Linked DNA regions of Homo sapiens: all the other regions are linked to region 1. The links are chromatin loops, found by intact Hi-C in ENCODE. Cell type or tissue: natural killer cell. All regions are shown on one strand. Links, peaks and the distances in the headings refer to the core of each region. The heading gives the core; the rest is flanking DNA.

Evidence for each region. Hi-C counts contacts between places; a loop is a spot of excess contacts. Peaks named below come from ENCODE experiments on the same cell type or tissue, not always from the same donor. Only the 100,000 strongest peaks of a DNase experiment are listed, where the experiment ranks them.
Region 2: a loop joins it to region 1, with 6 times the contacts of the local background. A loop is called at or near these places in 4 of 110 quality-filtered maps.
Region 3: it touches region 1 in a loop (2.1-fold over the local background); 3 of 110 quality-filtered maps call a loop at or near these places.

The regions. Positions count from the first base shown.
Region 1 is chr15:29,087,940-29,094,726 of GRCh38, reverse strand. It overlaps APBA2 (amyloid beta precursor protein binding family A member 2), which reads right to left. Exons shown (of 15, transcript NM_001353788.2): 7 at 1,507-1,652; 8 at 414-449. Among named protein-coding and RNA genes, the nearest start is that of NSMCE3, 180 kb to the left of the region's middle. In natural killer cell, for the core only: CTCF peaks have their summits at 3,809 and 4,022 (motif pointing right); DNase peaks (open chromatin) are centred at 4,016 and 4,796; H3K4me3 peaks cover 420 bases; H3K27ac peaks cover 1,599 bases.
Region 2 is chr15:28,931,283-28,938,069 of GRCh38, reverse strand. All of the region lies in intron 2 of APBA2 (amyloid beta precursor protein binding family A member 2), which reads right to left. Among named protein-coding and RNA genes, the nearest start is that of APBA2, 49 kb to the right of the region's middle. RefSeq lists an enhancer at 2,171-2,670. In natural killer cell, for the core only: CTCF peaks have their summits at 2,364 and 2,566 (motif pointing left); DNase peaks (open chromatin) are centred at 759, 2,559 and 4,179; H3K27ac peaks cover 1,497 bases.
Region 3 is chr15:29,028,594-29,035,380 of GRCh38, reverse strand. All of the region lies in intron 3 of APBA2 (amyloid beta precursor protein binding family A member 2), which reads right to left. Among named protein-coding and RNA genes, the nearest start is that of APBA2, 150 kb to the right of the region's middle. In natural killer cell, for the core only: no CTCF peak of the experiment used is centred there; a DNase peak (open chromatin) is centred at 3,440; H3K27ac peaks cover 1,646 bases.

The DNA of each region.
Region 1 (6,787 bases), core at 945-5,944:
CACCCTCCTGACTTAGTAAATTAAGCTTAAGGAATCTTTAACTATCAGAACAATTCAGTAATACTGCACAGGAGGCCCAGACCCTACACCCACCACGTTGTCATATCAACTAAATGTCATATCAATTTAAAATGTCCACGTAAAACAGGAACATCACAGCATTATCCATACAGTACACAGGAGATGCTAAGAAAGAAGAATTAATAAATCCTTCCATAAATGGGTGGTTAAAAAAATGAAGTGTCTGTAGTTTCATTTACAAACATCTAAGATTCACCTACCAAGGGAAGAGGAAAAGCTGCTTTGCAACATTATTTAGATCCCCAGGGGAACCCCCCAGCCCCCACTGCCCAGGACAAGCCACGGAAACACAAGCAAACAACACTGTCCCAGGGCCTCAAGGCCCTACACACCGCTTTTTTCTTGATCTTAGCAGCCTTTTGCATCCTCTGACAGCATGGAAGAGAAAAGAAAAACAAGTTGGCACAGAGAGAAGGAAGGTGCGTGAGGTTATGTCACTTTGGTGGTTGATGCCCCCACTCTCAGGTCTGGTGCCTAGCAAAGCCCAGCAGGGACGGGTGGACAGCCATTGCCCACTTCAAGCACACACACTGACCAAGAGAAGCCCACACAGGTGTCCCTGGAGCGCTAGAAATGACTGCCAACCACCCCATCTATGGAGGACAGGAAAGATGCCATCAGCCGGCAGGAAGGGGAGCTGAGCTCCAGGCAGCGGAGCAAGGCAAGGGTCTGGGATGGGAGGGCCGGGCCTCTGCTGAGAGGCACTGGCCAGCAGGGCTCAGCACTGCCCTGGGTTACCTGGCTTTCTCCTGCCCACCCCGGATGGCCTCATGGTGCTTCTCTGCTTCTGTTAGAGGAGGTTGTGTATGGTGAGGGCTGGGGAGGAGGTTGCTGCCATTTCTCACCCCTGGGCTGGCGGGCCTCTGCAGATCCTGTCTTGCTCAGAGAGCTGAGACCTCAGATGGCTGCATCCCCTCCCCGCCGACCCCATTTAATTTTGCTGACGTGGCCTCATCTTCCCCTTGCCCGGCCTCACCCGATGTTCAAAACCAGACAATCCAATGAGCACTTAGAGCTACAAGCAGGTCAAAGTTTTTCTTGAGGTCCTGAATTTAAATAAAACGTGATTTATTTTTCACCCTTTCTTGAAGCACTCTGAATGGCACTAAAAATACACATACTGTTGAACTGGGATTTGGGATTGTTTGATGACTAGAATGCTTTGGAACGATGATCTTTAAAGGTCGTATTTCTGGGATTCCGTGGGCCTCTTGTTAAGGAGCTGGTTGCCTCTGCCCAGCCAGCTTTCTCCCAGCCAAGGCGCAAGCCTCCCTCAGCCTCGTTGGCACCTGGGCCGCTCCTGCCCCCTGTGCTGAGGGCTGTGCAGTCCGAGCTGGAAGAGGGCCTACGCCCCGCCATATTCCCTCCTGCTAGTGCCCCCCAAAGTGTGCGGGCATCCGCGAGGGGCCCTCGAAGCACCTCTACCTTGACCCGGCTGACGGCCTCCTGCGCTTGCATCATTCTGATGTTTTTGGAAGGGTTCCGTTCTGATAGCAGCTGGGTGGACCCCAGGTAATTGGCAGCAAAGATGATCCCGTCGATGAGGTCTTCTGGTTCGCAGGGCCCTGGAACTGAAGGAGGGCACAGAGTCAGAGTCTTCCTAGAGGAGAAGTCCCCTGAACAAAGAACTTGCATGCCTGGCCATAGCACAAGGAACACGGCAGCCAGGATGCGGGGCAAACTAGAAGGGCCCAACCATTGCCATCTGCAGCCAGCCACGGGCGGCCGGTCTGCTTCCCTCACTACCCCGTGCTGCAAGTAACTGCGCGAAATCAACACTTGGGCCAGAAAACTCTGCACAAACAGTGTCAGGAGGACAATGCCAGCATTCCAGTTGACTGTCACTCAAGATGACAATCACAGGCTGCAAATCCAGAAGGCGTCACATCCCAAACACAACAGCACTTTCCATGCCTTCCCCACAGCCCCGGAACTCATGCTGGTGACCTGAAACTGTGCCCTGGGCTTCTCCTTGGCCTGTCCTTGTGCATCTGTCCTGAGGGGCTCCTGCCTGTCTGTAGCCTCTCAGGACACCCGTGTAGCTCCTCACACCCATCACACCGCAGGCCCAGGCTTGGCAACATCATGCTTGTTCCATCTGCTGCCCCTAGACCATCGTGACCCAACAAACTTCCTGCCAGCCACAATGGAAGGTTCTATCTCTGCAGTGTCCAATACAGGATCCGCTACCCACATGTGGCTTTGAGCACTGGCACTGAGGCTCCTGCAGCTGAGGGACTGGACCCATTTCTTGTATGTAATTTTAATTAATTGAAATATAAAGAGCCACATGTTAGAGTCATATCCAACCAACCCCCAAGTCCTGTCCATGTTGCCCACAAACCAATCTTGAGTGGCTCCTATGCCAGACAATAAGGCTCCAGCTAGGGGTGGGCAAACCTTTCCTGTAAAGGGGGAGATGGTACGTGTTTTAGGCTTTGTGGTCTCTGTTGCAACTATTCACCGTTGTACCTGAGGCGTAAAGGTAGCCGTAGACAGTATGTAAAACAGGAGGTGTGGCTGTGTGCCAAGGAAACTTTATATGCAAAATCAGGGGGCCAGGAGGATTTGCGATTGGGGCTGCAGTCAGCCGACCTCTGAGCTATCCTAGACCGTGGCTTGGCTGTCCTCTCAGACCCATGTTGGCCATGTCACCTGCTTTATCCCTCCCGACTGCCCACCTCCTGGCCAGAGCCCCTTCCACTGGGGATTTTGGCCCTGGCTTCCTGGCTCCCCTCCTGCTCCAGCTGGCCCCTCCCTGAGTCCCTCCAGCATCACGGGCCCAGCCATCCTGCACTTCCCCAGCCCTCGCGCCAGCAACCTCCTGACCTCTTCCCTCCCTCAGCCAGCTGATCCCTGGTCTCACCTCTAACCCATTCTGTTGCTAAAATCATCAACTGGCCCAGCTTGGGCGCTGCCATCCACCACTTCAATAACATCCGCCCAGTATCCTCAGTTCCCTGACCCCAGTCCTGTGTATCTGCCCACAGGAGTTCAGCAAATCTCCAACCTGTTTTCTCTGGACCTGAGGCTGGAAAAAGCTGCCCAAGAGGGCAAATGAGTGCCATGATAAATGTATTATAAATTCTTGACCCCAAATGCCCCCCAAACAACCTCACAACTCTCATCTATCTCTCTGGGAAACTCAGACTCTTCCTCCATGCAAGAGTTATTCCAGACCCCTCCACTGCCTCAAACTCCTGGCTGCCCCTCCCTCACCTGCTCAGACAGACCAAGTGGGGAGCTTCGCGTTGGTGCTCAGCCCACTTGGCCCTCCTTCCTGCTTTCCTGGGCAGTAGTGGGTCTGCGTGCCCCTGGGGTCAGAGGATCACCTGTGCTCCCAGCCGTCTCTCCCCACAGGGACCCCCATCCCTCCCCTGTGCATCTAACTGAGTCCTATCAATGGGGTCCTCCCACGGCTTTTAAATATCCTCCATTCACCCCTTGCCCTGGAGCCGATAAACCTTCTCCCAGCTGGGCAGGGCTGCAGGCACCAATGTGGGGGACTGCGGGATTCAGGGGTGGCACCAGGGGAGGAACCCCTGTCCACCTGTCTCTCAGAGGGTACACCGGGATTCTCCTGTCACCAGGAGAATCAGAGGCAGCCCCACAGAGGGAACAGGACCCATCTATCCCAATGCAGTACCCCCACCATACCCTGGCGCTTCTTCAGAGTGAAGTGTGCACATCTGCCTAGCTGGGGGGCTTGGAGAGCGTGTATGACAGCCCTGGCTGCCACAGGCTCGCCAGACATGCCCTGTGCTGCCTTTTATGGCATCTGGCTGTGGGGCTGGGAAGGCTCCCAGCGCCTGAGGTAGGCCTGTTTCTACTACCTCACACCACCTTGCCGTCCCCAGTGAGCATGGCTCAACAGGCACCCCCCAGTGAAGCCCCAGTCACCCAGTGGGGCCCAATGCAGTGGCTCTCATTGACCACTAGATGGCGTCACTTTGTTCTGCAGGAAAGCTCTGGTTCTTCCAGGCGCCCCAGGTACCCCAGCCTCACAGCCCCAGCAGGTGAGCAGGGCCTTGGGCGAGTGTCCTTATGTCCCCTCTGTGGCAGGGGCTGCCTGGCACCCTGTCAGCCCCAGGCCCTGGGGAGGCTGGGAGGCCAGCCCTCCCTTTGGAATCTGACTCCTACCTTTCTAGGCACTGCCCCTTGGCTTCTCCCTCGCCAGCCCCCAGGGTGGCCCTGGTCAGTGCACCAGACCCTTCTGAGGTTCACATTTCCATGTTGACCCATGTCCTTGAGTAGATTTGGGAAAGACTGGCCTCGTCTCCCCCTGAAGTGAGCGTCAGTAGCTCTGGGGCCCATCTGGGCACAGACTGCTGTGTGTGAAGGATGCCCCATCCCAGGCAGGGGGTCACCACTGGCACCCACGGATGCCTGCTTCCGGGATGAGGCCAGTGAAGCACTCAAGGGCCTTGCTGCAACTCCAGCCACCACCCACCTCTGCCTGGGGGCCTTCCATGCCTGCCTTGCTCTTTTGTTCAGCGAGAAACAATCGAGTCCAAGGTGGCCCCAGCATCCTGCCTCCCACTCACACGCACCACGGGAGGAGAACCCAGACCCAGAGAAGAGTCCAGTGGGGGCGGCATGGTGTGGGGAGTATATCAGATTCATGGGCACAGCTCTCAACTTCCGCAGGAAACGCAGAACCCAAATCTAACAGCTTCGTTAGAAAATGAAAGCAGCTAGCCCTACATGTTTGGGTAGAAATTGCTGTTATTTTGCTCAAGTCTTGCACTGACCCTAAGCTGAGACCACCAGAGGGAGACAAAATGACAAGATAATCAAGATACAGGTTTAAAGATCTTGTCTCCCCAGAGAGTGATTTATCCTTTTCACACCGTATATCTTACTCACATAGGCATATGCACAGTGTATCTGCACAGTCTGGAGAAGAATAAGGCGCTCCAGGTTCTCCCCTGCCAGAGGAAGCCTCTGTTTGAAACACCGCTTAGGAAAACCCTAGGCCCTCTGGAGAGGGAAGGGGAGGGGAGTCCCACAGCTTCAAGCCTGAGGGTCTCCACTCCTGCCACCTTTGAAGAAAATTATCCTGAACATGGGTGGTGGACAGAGGCTTCTAAGGTGCCAGTGTGGCCCCAGGGGGTCTCATTAGCTCCAAGACCTGTCCCTGTATATCCTGGGGGTCTGGGAGGAGGTGGCTGGGTGGAGCTGGAGCACAGGTGTATGTGGGAGTGTGGGGGTGCATCCACAAGGCCCGCTGCTCTCTGCAAAGGCACGGAGTCTTGGAGTGCAGCCCTCATGCCCAACACACCAGACCTCTGTGCAACAATGGTACAGTTCCACCCAGTCCTCAACCACGCCATGAAGCAATCTCAGGGTCCCAATTTTACAAATAAGGACCATCTAAGTGGGTCACGTGGCTTTGCCCAAGTTCACTGTCATGAGTTCAGGTGCTCAGCATTTCTGAACCCACTGTATAAAGACCGGTGTTAAGACAGAAACATGGAGCTCACAGGCTACACAGTGAGGCTGACATCAGTCCCACAGCCACAGAACAAATGCATCAGGATGGGCCATGGTGAATGCTCAAAAGGGAGGCTATGGCCCTGGGAAGGAAGGGACAGGGAGGCTGCTCTGGTGAGGAATTTGGGGGTGGCTGCTGTTTAAGCTGAGGTCTGGAGGAGGAGAAGGAATCAACAAGCCATAAGGCAAAAGGAGGAGAAAGCCTCCCAGGCTGAGGCGGGAGCAGGTGCAAAGGCCCTAGGGTGCAGAGACAATGACACCTTAGAAGATCTATAGGATGTCTGGACTGCCGAGGCCTAGGGCATGGGCCAGCAGCTGAGACAAGTCGAGGGTGGGGAGGAAGCGCTGGCCAGATGTGAGGACCCTGGGGCCACGGGTGACAGGCCATAAGGACTGTCACTCCAGGGTATCCATCAGGGAAGTGGCCCAACCACTCCTTCATTAGAAATGAACTCTGGCAGAGGGGCAGGCAGCAGAGAGGAAGAAGGGAGAGCAGCTGAGAGGCTACTGTAGCCATCCCAGCACATGAGTGGTGATGATGGTACGGACAGGGTGACAACGGAAATGGAGAGACAGCAACAGATGGGGATTTAGGGGTCCATCAACAGGACGGAAAGGTGGACTGGAGTCTGAGAGAAGATGAGGACGCTAGACAATGGTTGCAGAGCTCGATGGACAGACCTGCCCCTCACTGAGAAAGGGTGCCTGGAAGAGGACTGAGCTTGGGTTGGGGATTCCAGGCAAGTTTAGTGGCAGGAGCCTGGATGCTCAGTAGGCGGCTGGACTCGGGAGTCCCGGTTAGAAAAACAGATTTGGGAATGAACCATCTGCAGGTGCCAAGTGAAGCTGCAGGCATGGATGAGTCTGCAAGGAAGGTCATGGGCAAGGGGGCAGGATGAAGCCCCAGGACTCTGCTCTGCTAAGTACCAAGAAAAGAAGGGGCTTAGAAAGGGAGGCCTGCCCATCTACACCCATGCTAGCAGGAGGCCAACTACAAGGAGACCTCGTGTATTGGGCACAGTGTCAAGGAAGTCAGTCGTGACCTCAAAGAGCTGTTTCAGAGGAACCGGGGCAGGAGCCAGAGAGGGGGCTGAGAGGTGCAGGGGAGGTGCAGACAATGAGGCTGCCACTCCCAGATTCCGGCTGTGAAAGAAAAGGGGCAGGTAGAGCGGGGTGGTGTGGATAGATGCAGGGTGGGACAGACGTGGTCAAA
Region 2 (6,787 bases), core at 1-5,000, 160 kb after region 1:
TCAGGTGGGGGGTTGGGGACATTCACACAGTGGCAGAGAGGCCACAGGACTGGCTGGAGCTAAAGACACTAAGTCCCTGACTTACTTCTAATGAACGAAATACTCCAGAAGGGGGCCAGGCGCGGTGGCTCATGCCTGTAATCCCAGCACTTTGGGAGGCCGAGGTGGGCGGATCACGAGGTCAGGAGATCGAGACCATCCTGGCTAACACGGTCAAACCCCGTCTCTACCAAAAATACAAAACAATTAGCCGGGCGTGGTGGCGGGCGCCTGTAGTCCCAGCTACTCGGGAGGCTGAGGCAGGAGAATGGCGTGAACCCAGGAGGCGGAGCTTGCAGTAAGCAGAGATGGTGCCACTGCACTCCAGCCTGGGCGACAGAGTGAGACTCCATCTCAAAAGAAAAAAAAGAAAAAAAAAAGAAACTAAATCCAACACCCTCCATCCTCAGTGGAATCCCTGAAGCCCGGAGTGGGAGAGAGGCCTAACTCTAGTGACCAGGCACTTCACAGTGGGGCAGAGTAAGCAGCCACCAGGAGGCCCTTTCTCCTGCAACCTCTGAGCTTCAGGAACCGAGGGAACCTGGGCACAGCTCCCCAGAGCAGCGAGGCTCCACCTGACCTGCCAGCGATGTTCAGAGCCACACCCCAAGCGCACTCTGCAATGTGGGAATTCAGTCACGGCAAAACTGTCGTGACAGGGTTCTGTCCCTCAGAAGATGGCACACCTGAATGTGACCCTCTCAATACATCCTTAGATATTGCCCTTCCTCCCCAGCACCATCTGAGCAAAGCACCCCCGGCCCACAAGGAACTAGAAGAGGCAGGAAGTGCCTCAAATCCTAGCTCAGCATGCCACTGTATGACACCTCTTCTGGTGCCCCTCCTGGCAGCACACTGTCCCCGGTATAGAGGGGTGGATGATGGCTCAGATGACCTCGAGACCACCACCGGGCACATGGGAGGCCTGTGTCTCGTGAGAGAGCGGAGGCATACGATCCTGGAGGTAGAGCCAGGAAGACCTGAATAATGCTTTGCAGTTGCAAACTGCTTTCTCTTTCTGCACAGATTTATTAGTGAGAGGCATCATTTCTATTATGCCCATTTCGCAGACTGGAGGGAGGGAGACTAAGGCTCAGAGACACACAGGGCTCCCGGTAGAGGCCACCATCTGCATGAGGGTAGATCGAGGACCATTTCTGCCACTGGCCCCTGGTCTCCTGTCTGTCCCAGCAGGGCCCCTGCCTCCCATCCCCCACCAAGTCTCAGTTTCACCAGAGCCTCCAACTCACATCCTGTGCAGGCCCCACTGTGCTTCCCTTTAACTTTACTTGGGGTCTATCTGCCTGTCCCCAGGTGGCACAGCCCAGTCAGGGAGCCCTGGGGCTCTGCGGACACTGGCTGTTACCAGCCAACTCTCTGCCTCGCTTGCCTCTGCAGGGGACAGCCAGTGATAGAGAGGAACAAAGGAGACACTCAAGCAGGCACCCAGCACGTGCCTAACGCGCAGGCACTAGTGCCTTGGGAATAAAGCTGCTATCACTTCTGCGAAATACACTGGGGACTACGCTGGCCTCCGAAACACAGAACCGGTGTATCCAAACCCCCTTCTGACCTGAACAGCCATTCGCCAGGTCCACATGGCTCCGGGACAGACCTGGGCCTGGGTGCTCTGCTCCTGGCTGTGCACAAATGCTTTTCCTGCCCATGACTTTGTAGCCTAGTAGGAGGGGCTCATAGCTCCCTAAGCAAAGCTGGCTGGCGGGTCACAGAAGGACAGCAGGCTGGGGACTGAATGGACCATGGCTTCTATTTAGAACATCTCACTCAAGAACTAAATGTGCAAGAGAGCTGGCAGAAAGACAGCTATGGGGCACAACTGGAGGAGCAAACGCAAAACCATCACGTCTTCCACATTAAAATGTACAGGGCCGCTTCTAATGCCGCAATCAGTGCAAGCCAAACTCTGCGTCTATTTTCTACTAGATTGGAAAACCTCTCAGGAGAAAGAAAAATTTTCCAGAGGGCCAAAAAACTTCATTCTTCTGCAAGCAATCAAATAAACATGTAACAAAACAAAATCAAGACTTCAAAAATTGATCTGAACACACATGCACTGCATTTCACCACTCTGGTGTGGGAATAGGGCTTTCTGCCTAATCATACATTTTGATTAATAGAGATGAGCTCTGCATGAATAACCTATTGTTAAAGAACATGAACTAAAGTAGTCTAAAACTTAGCGAAACAGAAATTAGGCCTTTTCTTCTTCTCTTGGACAATTAGGGGACCCAAATTAGGAACAAACTCACTGGCCCTTGCCCCGACTCCCTTCCTGTAACCTCAGCCGAGACCAGGTGGCTGTCCTCATGCAGACCTGGCCTTGGATCTGTAGTGTCTGGAGAGAGGCTGAGGGGAGGGCTTGGCTGACTCCTCTGCCTCCTCATGCCAGTCCTGCAGATTGAACCCTGCCCTGCTAGGCTGGGCGCTGCAACCCTGAACTTCATGCTGCAACCTTGAACTTCAGCCCCAGATACCTCTACTTCCTCTGTTCGCCCCCTAGCGTCCTACGCCCTGACAGCCACTGTCCATTTCCAGAGGGGCTCCCCCAGCAGCTCACTGCCTGGAGGCCCAGACAGCAGCGGCAGTGAGCTCTGCTGGCCCTAGAATCCCCCAGGGGCAAATTAAAATCCACCCGCCTGGACCCTAAACTGCAGGTTCCCACTCCCCATTCCCATCCTTGCCATGCAGATGACACGTTTCCAAACCCATGCGAAGTGCTGTGCATGGTGAGCAGGTAAAGACTGGGCCACGAGGTGCATCGGATGGAAGGGGCCCCAAGGGTCCGGGCCACCGTGCAGGGCTCTTGCTCTCTTTAAGGCGACCTGTGATTTAGGGAGTATCAACCAGCATAAAAATCCAAAGAAACCTAGTGTTGGAGAAATACCAGTCTCTCCTCGTTCCAGTTCACTCTGTGGGGAAGTGGAGAATCCCTGCTTTTTTCTCTTACAACAACAAGGCTACACTGAGCATGCCAGGAACTGTGTGGGCATCATTCATGGATTATAGTCACCATGCCATGGGAGCACTGAGAACCCCTGCCCTCATTTCATAAGCACGCAGCGTGTCAGTACAACAGAGCAGAGGACACCCAGGTCTCCGGGCTCTATCCCAGTTCAGGGACCTGCCTCCCTTCCCACCTGCTCTCCTGACGGGGAAACACTGCCAAAGTAATCACAGCAAGGTGTAGGTGGCAGGGCAGAAATCCGCTCAGCCCATGTGGGCCATAGCCCATCTCTGTGACAGCCCTGGGTGACCGAGCTTACCAAGCACAGCATGGGGCAGTCCTTCAGAGGTGAACCATCTCCTATGGCTCTGAGGAGGCCCCAGGGGATAAAATACTGAGAATGACAAGTGACTGCCCTGAGCCACCACCAAATCCAGCAACCAAAGCACCTAGAGCCAAGGCAGAGCCCAGTGTGGCATTTGTAGCTGGCCCCAAGCCCCTGGTTTCCCGCCTTCCCACACAGGCGCCAATAGACCTCGCACACCTAGACCCTGTGGGGATGTCACTGGTCACTACAAGGTCTTCGTCCTGCCTCTAAAGTTTTCCCTTTTCATTATCTCAGAAAGACCAGCGTTGAGCTGCCAGACCTTGACAACAAGGTCTACAGACCACACAAGGACAGCTGGACTCCAGGCAGATGGGCACCTACTTAGCCCAATCAGAACCCACACTGAGCCCTGGCACTCACCTGCAGACAGGAGTCCACAGCTGCTTGTCCTGCCTCCCACCCCAAACCATTCCCCACACTCACAATCATACACAGCAAGCTCCACTGAGTCCCTCCTGGCTCCAAAGCCTGCAGTGGCACCGGCCCCAGGACATAGGACACAGTCCAAGCTCTTCACTCTGTTCCCAAGGCTGTGGAGGGCTGGCTGGCCTGTGAGTCCTGCTCTCCTCCACCCCCGTCTCTTCTCCCCAGCCCCCTCTTCACAGGTTTAGAGACCAGGCGGAAGGAGCTGCCCACTCCATGCCTTGTTTTCCCGTGTGCAAGCTGCTCTCTCTGCCTGGAACCACCCCCACCTCCAGCCCATGCCCCCCTTTCTCCTGGGCTGCCTCTACTCCTGCAGCCTCGGCACACAGTCACTTCTTCCTGGAACTTCCCCAGGCCCTCTGCTCCGCCCATGTGGGCAGCCCCTCCTTGCGCTCCAGCATCAAACCCCAGATAGTGGACTCTTTGAGGGGAGGAGCTGTGCCTGTCATTATTCTACCCTCAGTCCCTGCTGGGCCTGGCACAAGGCAGAGGGGATAGAGGTGCTCTGGAGAAAACTGCTCCACAGGCCAAGCACGCAACCTGTCGGGCTCCAGCAGGCCCTGACTTTGGACCAATAAAACCTCAGGTCGAGGACTTCGCTCCTAACTCAATGATAAGGTCTGAAAATCCGAGCCAGTGTGGGCTTGCCATTGCTCCTACAACTGTCTTTACTAGCAGACTGTGAGCCCCACACTCTCTTTCAAAGAGCAGGACATTTGTTTGAAGGGAGTCTTATTCCATTCAGGGTACTCTCACAAAATACCATAAACTGGGTAGATTATACATGACAGAAAGTGGCTTGTCTCAGTTCAGGAGGCTGGGAAGTCCAAGACCAGAGAGCCAGCAGATTCCGTGCCTGGTGAGTACCTGCGTGATGGCTCAGAGACGGCAGCTTCTCACTCTGTCCTCACATGGTGGAGGGCGGGAGGCTCTCTCTGCAGCCTCTTTTAAAACGGCATTGATCCCATTATGAGGGCTTCACCATCAGGACCTGATCACCCACTGCTATAGTTGGAATGTGCCCCCCCAAAGTTCATGTGTTGGAAACCTAATCCCCGATGCAACAATGTTGAGAAGTGAGACCTTTAAGAGGTGATTAGGTCCTGAAAGCTCTACCCTCATGAATGTATTAATGCCATTATCGCGAGAGTGGGTTAGTGACTGAGGAGCAGGTTCCTAATAAAACAATGAGTTTGGCCCCCTTCCCTCTCTCGCTCACTATATGATGCCTTCCACCATGTTAGGACGCAGCAAGAAGGCCCTCAGCAGATGCAACCCTCAACCTTGGACTTCCCAGCCCCTAGAACTCTGAGCCAAATAATGTTCTGTTCATTATAAATTACCCAATCTGTGGTATTCTGTTTCAGCAGCAGAATACAGATTAAGACACCTCCATAAGGCCCCATCTCCTTGGGAATGTGAATTCCAATGTCTCCCTCCCAAAGGTCCCATCACTTTGGGGATAAGAATTCCAAAATATGGATTTGGTGGAACACAAGCATCAGATCACAGCAAAGAACCCCTCATTTTCATTCCCTCAGGAGCCACGATGGGACCTGGCTTTAAACAATCCACTATCACAATAGGCAGCACTGACCACTAAGGCCACACAGGTCACTTCTGCTGGCGAGATGGGACCAACCCCCTATGGGGCCGTCCACCATCTCCACTGTCAGGGAACCCTGGCTGTCCTGCCACAGGCTTTGCAGGAGGCTAAGCCACTGTGGACGTTGCTTTTACTGCCCTGGTGGATAAAAAGCATGGCAGAAGCCCATGGGTGTCTCTGAGACTGCAGCACTAGGCCCACCTGCATTGTCACATCCTGCATGTGCTCAGAGGAGAGGGTCTCTAAACACCATGGGGCTGTGCTCCAGGGAGGGCTGCCTTCTGGGTTTTAAACCCTACCCCACTGCAAGGGATGGGTACCTCATGGCACTGCACTACAGTACAGAAGCCAGCACCCCATGCTGTGGACTGCAGGGGTGCTCCAGGTGCCCCCCTCAGCTCTCCAGGGTTCAGAAAAACCTGCTCCCTGGTGAATGTGAACCTCTCTTCTGCCAGCATGAGGGTCTGCTCCACCCTGTCACCCTCCTACCCCTCATCTCATTGGCTGGCTCCCTTCCCCTCCCAAGGACATCTTACCAAAGCAGAGACAGTGATCCTGACACCAGGTCGGTCTAGGCAACTGTGGCCTGTGTGGCCGTATCCCCTGGGATGCAGCAGCACAGAAAGGAGGGCTAGACTCAGCTGCAGCCATGCCCAGACCCAGTTGGGAGGGCTGTGTGCTGTAGATCCTGTCCTGGATGCCCCTCTGCCAGGCCAAGGCTCACACGCAGGGACCTTTCTCCACTTGAACGTCTGTGCATTGTAATATAACTTCCCAAAATATTACTCTGCAATTATTTCCAAAGACTTAAATGGGATCTCCAAATACGTACAATTAAGACTAAAATTGTAATTTTAAATTACTGATAATTTGAATAAACATAAAACTTTCCTATCTCTAAGCCAAATGCAGACAATAACATCCCAATTAACCCTTAGGTACTGCCAAACTCCGGAAAACAACCACTTTGGACTCTCAGAGGGAGAAACAACTCCTGAACTACATGGAGCCTGGCAACAGACTCTGGAAATAGTCATGATCTTCCACCTGTGCAAAGCCAGATGCTTCCCCGGCTGGACCCTATGGAGCAGCGCTGCCTTGCTAAAAGGGCAGTGGATGTTTGGGCCCACGGTGGCAACAGCACCAGGTCCCAGTGAACAGGGGAGAAGGACGCAAGGTCATCCCTCATCAGTCCCACTTTGCTAGGGGATGGGGGCACAGGAGGCAGTGGCGTGAGACTCCCTCTGAGTCTCAGCGGCTTTAGTTAGCTCTGGAACCTCCTTGTGGCCTCCCATTCCCAGGCCCCCGCTAAGATCCAGGAGCTACAGGGGGACCGACTGGAGTAGTCTCTCACCAGAGGCCACCA
Region 3 (6,787 bases), core at 743-5,742, 59 kb after region 1:
CTCAAACTGGGAAACCACACCCAAATGCCCTCCCAGGCTGTTCCTGAATCTATTTTTTAAGATCTGATGGCTATTTACTAATTAATCCTAATGACCCCACGATTGCAATCATTCGATGTTCTCTGCCCCGGTAGCAAGCCCTTACTCCTCTGCCTGTCTGGCAAGACTGAAGGAAGGGCAGTGGCCCCAGGTGACCAGGCCCCAAGCCTAGCAGCCCAAGCAGAGGCAGCACTCCCTCCCCTGCAAGAACAGCCTGCACTTGCCCATCAATTGCCATTAAAGTCCAGCCAAAATGTGAGACCTGGGACCTGAATGCTAGCTAGCTGCTAGACAGAGACACCAGGCCAGGGCCCAGGGAAGAAGGACCTCCCCGGGAGCCTGTGGGTGGAAGTCATCTTTATTCCTGCCAAACTTCCCATTCTGTCATTGTAATGTAAAAACCTATGGCCAAGAATCCAAAGTTCAAACACCCACCACAGAGTCTATTCCAGGGCTTCTTGAAGTGTGGTCCCTGGGCCAGCAGCATCAGTGTCACCTGGGAACTCCACAAACACAGAAACTCTTGGGCCCTCCCCCAGACCAATGAAAACTCAGGGGCAGGACCCTGAAGTCTGCATGTTAAAAGATCTCCAGGGGATTCTGATGCCTGCAAGTCTGAGAGCCACTGCTGTAGGGTAACACTTCATTCATTCTGAATATGCACTTCACAGTCTGTGCCCCAGCAAGTCAGGGCAGCCTGTAAAACTGACATTGGTTCCAAGTGTCACTCTTCAAAGTAAACAAATAGCATGCATACACCCTTCCTAACACTTTCATTTCATGTAGTCTATATCCAAGGGGTTGTGTCAGGCCTGAAATCTAAAGGAACCCCAAGCCCCACTCTTTATTAACCACTAAGTCATGGCAATCAGTTGGTGTGTAATAAAGAACTTGGCTGGCCTTCTGGTACCTTGGAGGGAGCCTCTACATCCTTGGAATCTCCAAGTGATAGGAGTGTCCTTGTTATTCGTGGTGCGTTCCAAAGTTTATGCAAAAGAGATGACTCAGGATGGAGGTTGGTGATGCCAGAGAGGCCAACTAGCTACTAGAGGGTTGGGGCTTTGAGACAGGAGACACGGGCTACCAGCCTGACTTCTGGGAAGGCTAGATATTGAGCTCAACCACATGGCCAACAATTTAATCAATTCACTGATTCAATTCATCATGCATCATACCTACATAAAGAATCCCAAATAAAAACTCTAGACATTGAAGCTCAGGTGAGGTTCCTTTTTTGGCAATACTCTTTGATTACTGTCACACTTGGATGCTGGGAGGATAATGCATCTCTGAGGACGCCAAAGCTTTGCATCTGGAAGCCTCCCAGACTTCACCCTAGGTGTCCCTTCTTCTTTTTTTTTTTTTTTTTTTTTTTTTGAGATGGAGTCTCACTCTGTCGCCCAGGCTGGAGTGCAGTGGTGCCATCTCAGCTCACTGCAAGCTCCACCTCCTGGGTTAACGCCATTCTCCTGCCTCAGCTTCCCGAGTAGCTGGGACTACAGGCGCCCGCCACCACGCTCGGCTAATTTTTTAAAAATATTTTTAGTAGAGACGGGGTTTCACCGTTATTAGCCAGGATGGTCTCGATCTCCTGACCTCGTGATCCAGCTGCCTCGGCCTTCCAAAGTGCTGGAATTACAGGCGTGAGCCACCGCGCCCAGCCAGGTGTTCCTTCTTTTGTCTGGTTCTGGGTTGTAAATTTTTGCTATAATGAAACTGTCATTGTTAAGTATAATGGTGTTCTGAGTTCTGTGAGTCATTCTAGCAAATTATCTAATTTAAGACTGGTCATGGGAACCCCTGACCAGCTGGTAAGAAGTAAGGATGGGCCTGAGGACCCCTGAATTTGGGGCTGGTGTCAGAAGTGAGGGCAGTCTTGTGGAAGACTGTGCCCATAACCTCTCGCTTGGCTGACTTTGGAGAGTTGAGGAAGCAGGTTTTGAATCAGGGGTTTAAGGCACAGGGAACTATTAATACATGGTAGGAGAAGAAGATGGGTAAGACCATTCCTGTTGTGGACAGAGAGGTCTTACCACATAAACCAAGGAAAGGGAATGTCAAGAAGAGGTGTCAGGTGCAGAAAGGACATCAAAGAGGAGAGGGCTGGGCAGCAGACGTGGGCCTTGTCTAACCCTGATCCCAGATCGTCCTTCTGGAGATGTCTAGTGCAGACCTTCTCCACCTGCAGCACATGCACAGATCACCTAGGCATCTGGCTGGTATGCCAATTCTCGTTCAGAGGCTGGGGTGGGGCCCACAGTGCAACCTCAGAGGGGCCAGCCCTGAGTGATGCAGCTTGGATAAGGATGGCAAACGCTCCCATTCCTCAGCACACAAGAAAGCCCAGATCTCACCACAGAGCCATCTCGCCACAGCTGTGGGCAGAGTCCATGCTCCCCATGCTGCAGCTGGCCAATCAGTGTGTCTGTCTGACCTGTCCACATGTACTGTCCGCCTTCTGTGTGATTTCCACAGCAGGGGTGGAGCAGCCCACAAAGAAAGGATCCGGGATCTGGTCTCAGAGGCAACAGCCCCAGAGGCACAGAACCCAATGAGATGAAAAGTACTGAGTGCCACAGTCTTGTAGGAACTGGATCTCAGAAAACTGAACAGGGCTGGGCAGTGCTACTAACATAAAGGCATATTTTGGCATGGGGCTGTGCTTTGGGGATGGAGGGTCCAGGAGACACATGACTTCTGACTCTGAGGCTGTCCCAACTCAGAAGTTAGTGAGATAGCCAAATAGATCACCAGATGAAAAAACTACAGTATTAGGAATTTTCAGAGAAAGAGAACCAACAGGATATATAAAAAGAGATTTATTTCAAGGAATTGGCTCACATGACTGCAGAGGCTGGCAAATCTGAAATCTGCAGGGCAGGCCGGCAGGCTGGGAACTCCAGGAGGAGTTGACATTCCAGTCTTGAGTCACAAGGGGGTCTGGGGGCCGACCTTCCCCTTCGGGGAACCTCAGCCTTTGGTCTTAAGGCCTTCAACTGATCGAATTAGGCCCATCCAAATATGAAGGACAGTCTGCTTTACTCAAGGTCTACTATGTTCATCTTACCCAAAAATTACCTTCCCAGCAACATCCAGACTGGTGTTTGAGCAAATCAACTGGGCACCAGAGCTGGGCAAAGTTAACACACAAAACTAACCATCATGACTACACAGGAATGACTCTGCCTCTTTGACACACACCAGCCACAGGCTGGGGAGACAGGGGCAAAAAAGACAAAGTCCCTTTTCTCATGGAGGTGTCACCTCTTCCTATCCTGCCCAGAGTTACACACTCTTCTTCTAGACAGCCCTTCCAAGGAGAGCCCCTCTGCTACATTAACTCTCACCCCTGGCCATGAAATTCTGTGGTTAACACCACCTTCCTTTTCTCAGTATCAAGACAGCATCCTGTGCATGGCCTGCACTTCACCCTCAACTTTCTTGGGGTGGTTGTGAGAGGTGAAGCCAGCTGAACTTCCTGGGTTGAGTGGGGACTTGGAGAACTTTTCTGTCTTACAAGAGGATTGTAAAATGCATCAGCGCTCTGTAGCTAGCAAGTGGATTGTAAAATGCACCAATTAGCACTCTGTAAAAAAGCACCAATCAGCACTCTGTAGCTAGCAAGAGGATTGTAAAATGCACCAATCAGCACTCTGTAAAACACACCAATCAGCAATCTGTAACATGCACCAATCAGCAGGATCCTAAAAGTAGCCAATGGCAGGGAGGATTGAAAAGGGCATTTTGCCAGAGGCTAAGGCAGAGAATCACTTGAACCGGGGAGGCAGAGGTTGCAGTGGGCCAAGATTGCGCCACTGCACTCCAGCCTGGGCAACAAGAGCAAAACTCCATCTCAAAAAAAAAAGATAAATTGGGGTACACAGAGAGACCCCAGGGGCACACAACAGGCACAGAAGGAAGAACACATGCAGGGGCATCAAGGCCAAGGAGAGACGGCCCGAGGAGGCCAGCCCTGCTGACACCTTGATCTTGGACTCCCAGCCTCCAGAACTGTGAGGCAATACATTTCTATGGATTCCGACACCAAGTCTGTGTTTTGTTACCGCAGCCTGAGCAAATGAATGCAGTGCTCTTTATACTCTCTTTTAGTCCATCTGTTGAAAAACATAGATTTTCAGATTATTTTAGAAAATTAAGCCATGAGTTGCTTAGTCTCTTCTGATGACACCTGAAAAAAATGGCACGAAGACTGCTAAAAATAAAAGTATAGGAAAAGATACACCAGACAAGTGCTAATAAAAAGAAGGCTCATATGGCAATATTAATCAGACAAAATGAATGTAAACAACAAAGTATGCAAAGGCATAAAAGGAAAAATTCCCATTAATAACAAAAATAATCCACCAAGAGCATCATGTACCTTTATAAACTTCACAACATAGCTTCAAAATATAAACCAAGCAAATAATGATAAAAGGTGAAATTAATAGCCACATTCATATTGAGAGATTAAAATCAAATTAACCAGACAAAAATGAGATGGGATATAAAAATTTAAATAACAATAAGATTTATTTAGAACCCCGTACCTAACAAATAGAGAAGGCGGAGGTTTTACACACACACACACACACACACACACACACACACATACTCACATGGGTTTAACCAAAACTGCCTATGTAGCATTAGGCCACAAAAGAAATGTGACATTCTACAAAGAATCTGTACTGGCTACACCCACTGACTACAATGGGACAATTAGAAAGGAATGACAAAAAGGTTGTGTCAGTTATCAATTCATTGCCTCCCAATTCTGAATGTACCCCTCAATATGTTCTCTGAATAAACAGAATTCCCTTAAGCGTTTCTCCTTTATTTTATTATTATTATTATTATTTATTTATTTTTATTTTTTTGAGACGGAGTCTGGCTCTGTGGCCCAGGCTAGAGTGCAGTGGGGCCATCTCGGCTCACTGCAAGCTCCGCCTCCCGGGTTCACGCCATTCTCCTGCCTCAGCCTCCCGAGTAGCTGGGACTATAGGCACCCGCCATCACGCCCGGCTAATTTTTTTAAGTATTTTTAGTAGAGACGGGGTTTCACCATGTTAGCCAGGATGATCTCTATCCCCCGATTTCGTGATCCGCCTGCCTCTGCCTTCCAAAGTGCTGGGATTACAGGCGTGAGCCACCGGGCCCGGTCATGTTTCTCCTTTAGAGTGAGCACATTAAGCTTTCTGGGCAGAGGGTGATGGAGCAACATTGCTGGAGGAAAACGGTTCCCGCAGTTCCCGGCTCAGGCCACAGAGGCACCTAGTTCTTCTGCAACCCTGCAGCCTTGTTGGGGCCACACCTGTTGGGCCTCGAACCCAGAGCTCCACATGGCCAGCCACCTCTGGACTCCCTCGACAAACCCCATGTAGCCCGCGTGGTCTGGAGAGTCCTGCGTTGAGCAATCGTTCCTTCTGCATGTCCGGCACCTCTGGACGTGCTGGTGCCCGAACTCACACCGCAGGCCCAGCCTCAAGCCACTGCTCCCCAGCCTGTACTCCAGAGGGTGGCCTATTGTGACCAACAGCATCTCTAGACCAGTGCTGGACTGCCTGAACCAGCGGCTGTCCCTGCTCTCCACTGCTGAACCACACCTTCCCTAACAAGCTGGTCCTTCCCTGGGGCTTTCCCAGGTCTGCCCCTGCTTAGGTCCCCCTCCCTCCACCCCCACGATACCACACAGAACTTCCACCTCTTAACAGCTACTCTCTCATCATACCTAATAATTCTATTAAATATGATGCTCCCCCTGGGGTTCCCATCTCCTGAGTGGACCCAGACTGCTACAAAGATAGTTAAAGAACAAAAACAAAACAAAATATGACATGCCTGGGAAATTCTTAAACATTAAATAACTGAGGCTTAGAAAGCATTCAAAATGTAAATGATGTATTTTTAGACATGAACAAAAAATTAGATATCACAACTAGGGGATATGGCCAAATTAGTACTCATTAGGAAATATACACATTTACTACAGAGGGGTTTTTTTTTTTTGGTAGAAAAGTGGGTTAATGTCATCTGATCTTCAACAGACCTGACAAAAACAAGCAATGGGGAAAGGATTCCCTGTTTGTAAGTGGTGCTGGAAGAAGTGGCTAGCTATATGCAAAAAATTGAAACTGGACCCCTTCCTTACACCTCATACAAAAATTAACTCAAGATGGATTAAAGACTTAAATGTAAAACCCAAAACTATAAAAACCCTAGAAGAAAATCTAGACAATACCATTCAGGACATAGGCACCAGCAAAGATTTCATTATGAAATCGCCAAAAGCAACTGCATCAAAAGCAAAAATTGACAAATGGGAACTAATTAAACTAAAGAGCTTCTGCACAGCAAAAGAAACTATCATCACAGCAAACAGGCAACCCACAGAGTGGGAGAAAATTTTTGCAATCTAGCCACCTGGCAAAGGTCTAGTATCAAGAATCTACAAGGAACTTAAATTTACAAGAAAAAAAACCCAAACAACCCCATTAAAAAGCAGGCAAAGAACATGAACAGACACTTCTCAAAAGAAGAGATTTATGTGGCCATCAAACATATGAAAAAAAGCTCAACATCACTGATCATTAGAGAAATGCAAATCAAAACCACAATGAGATACCACCTCATGCCAGTCAGGATGGTGATTATTAAAAAGTCAAGAAACAACAAATGCTGGCGAGGTTTCGGGGAAATAGGAATGCTTGTATACTGTTGGTGGGAATGCAAGTTAGTTCAACCACTG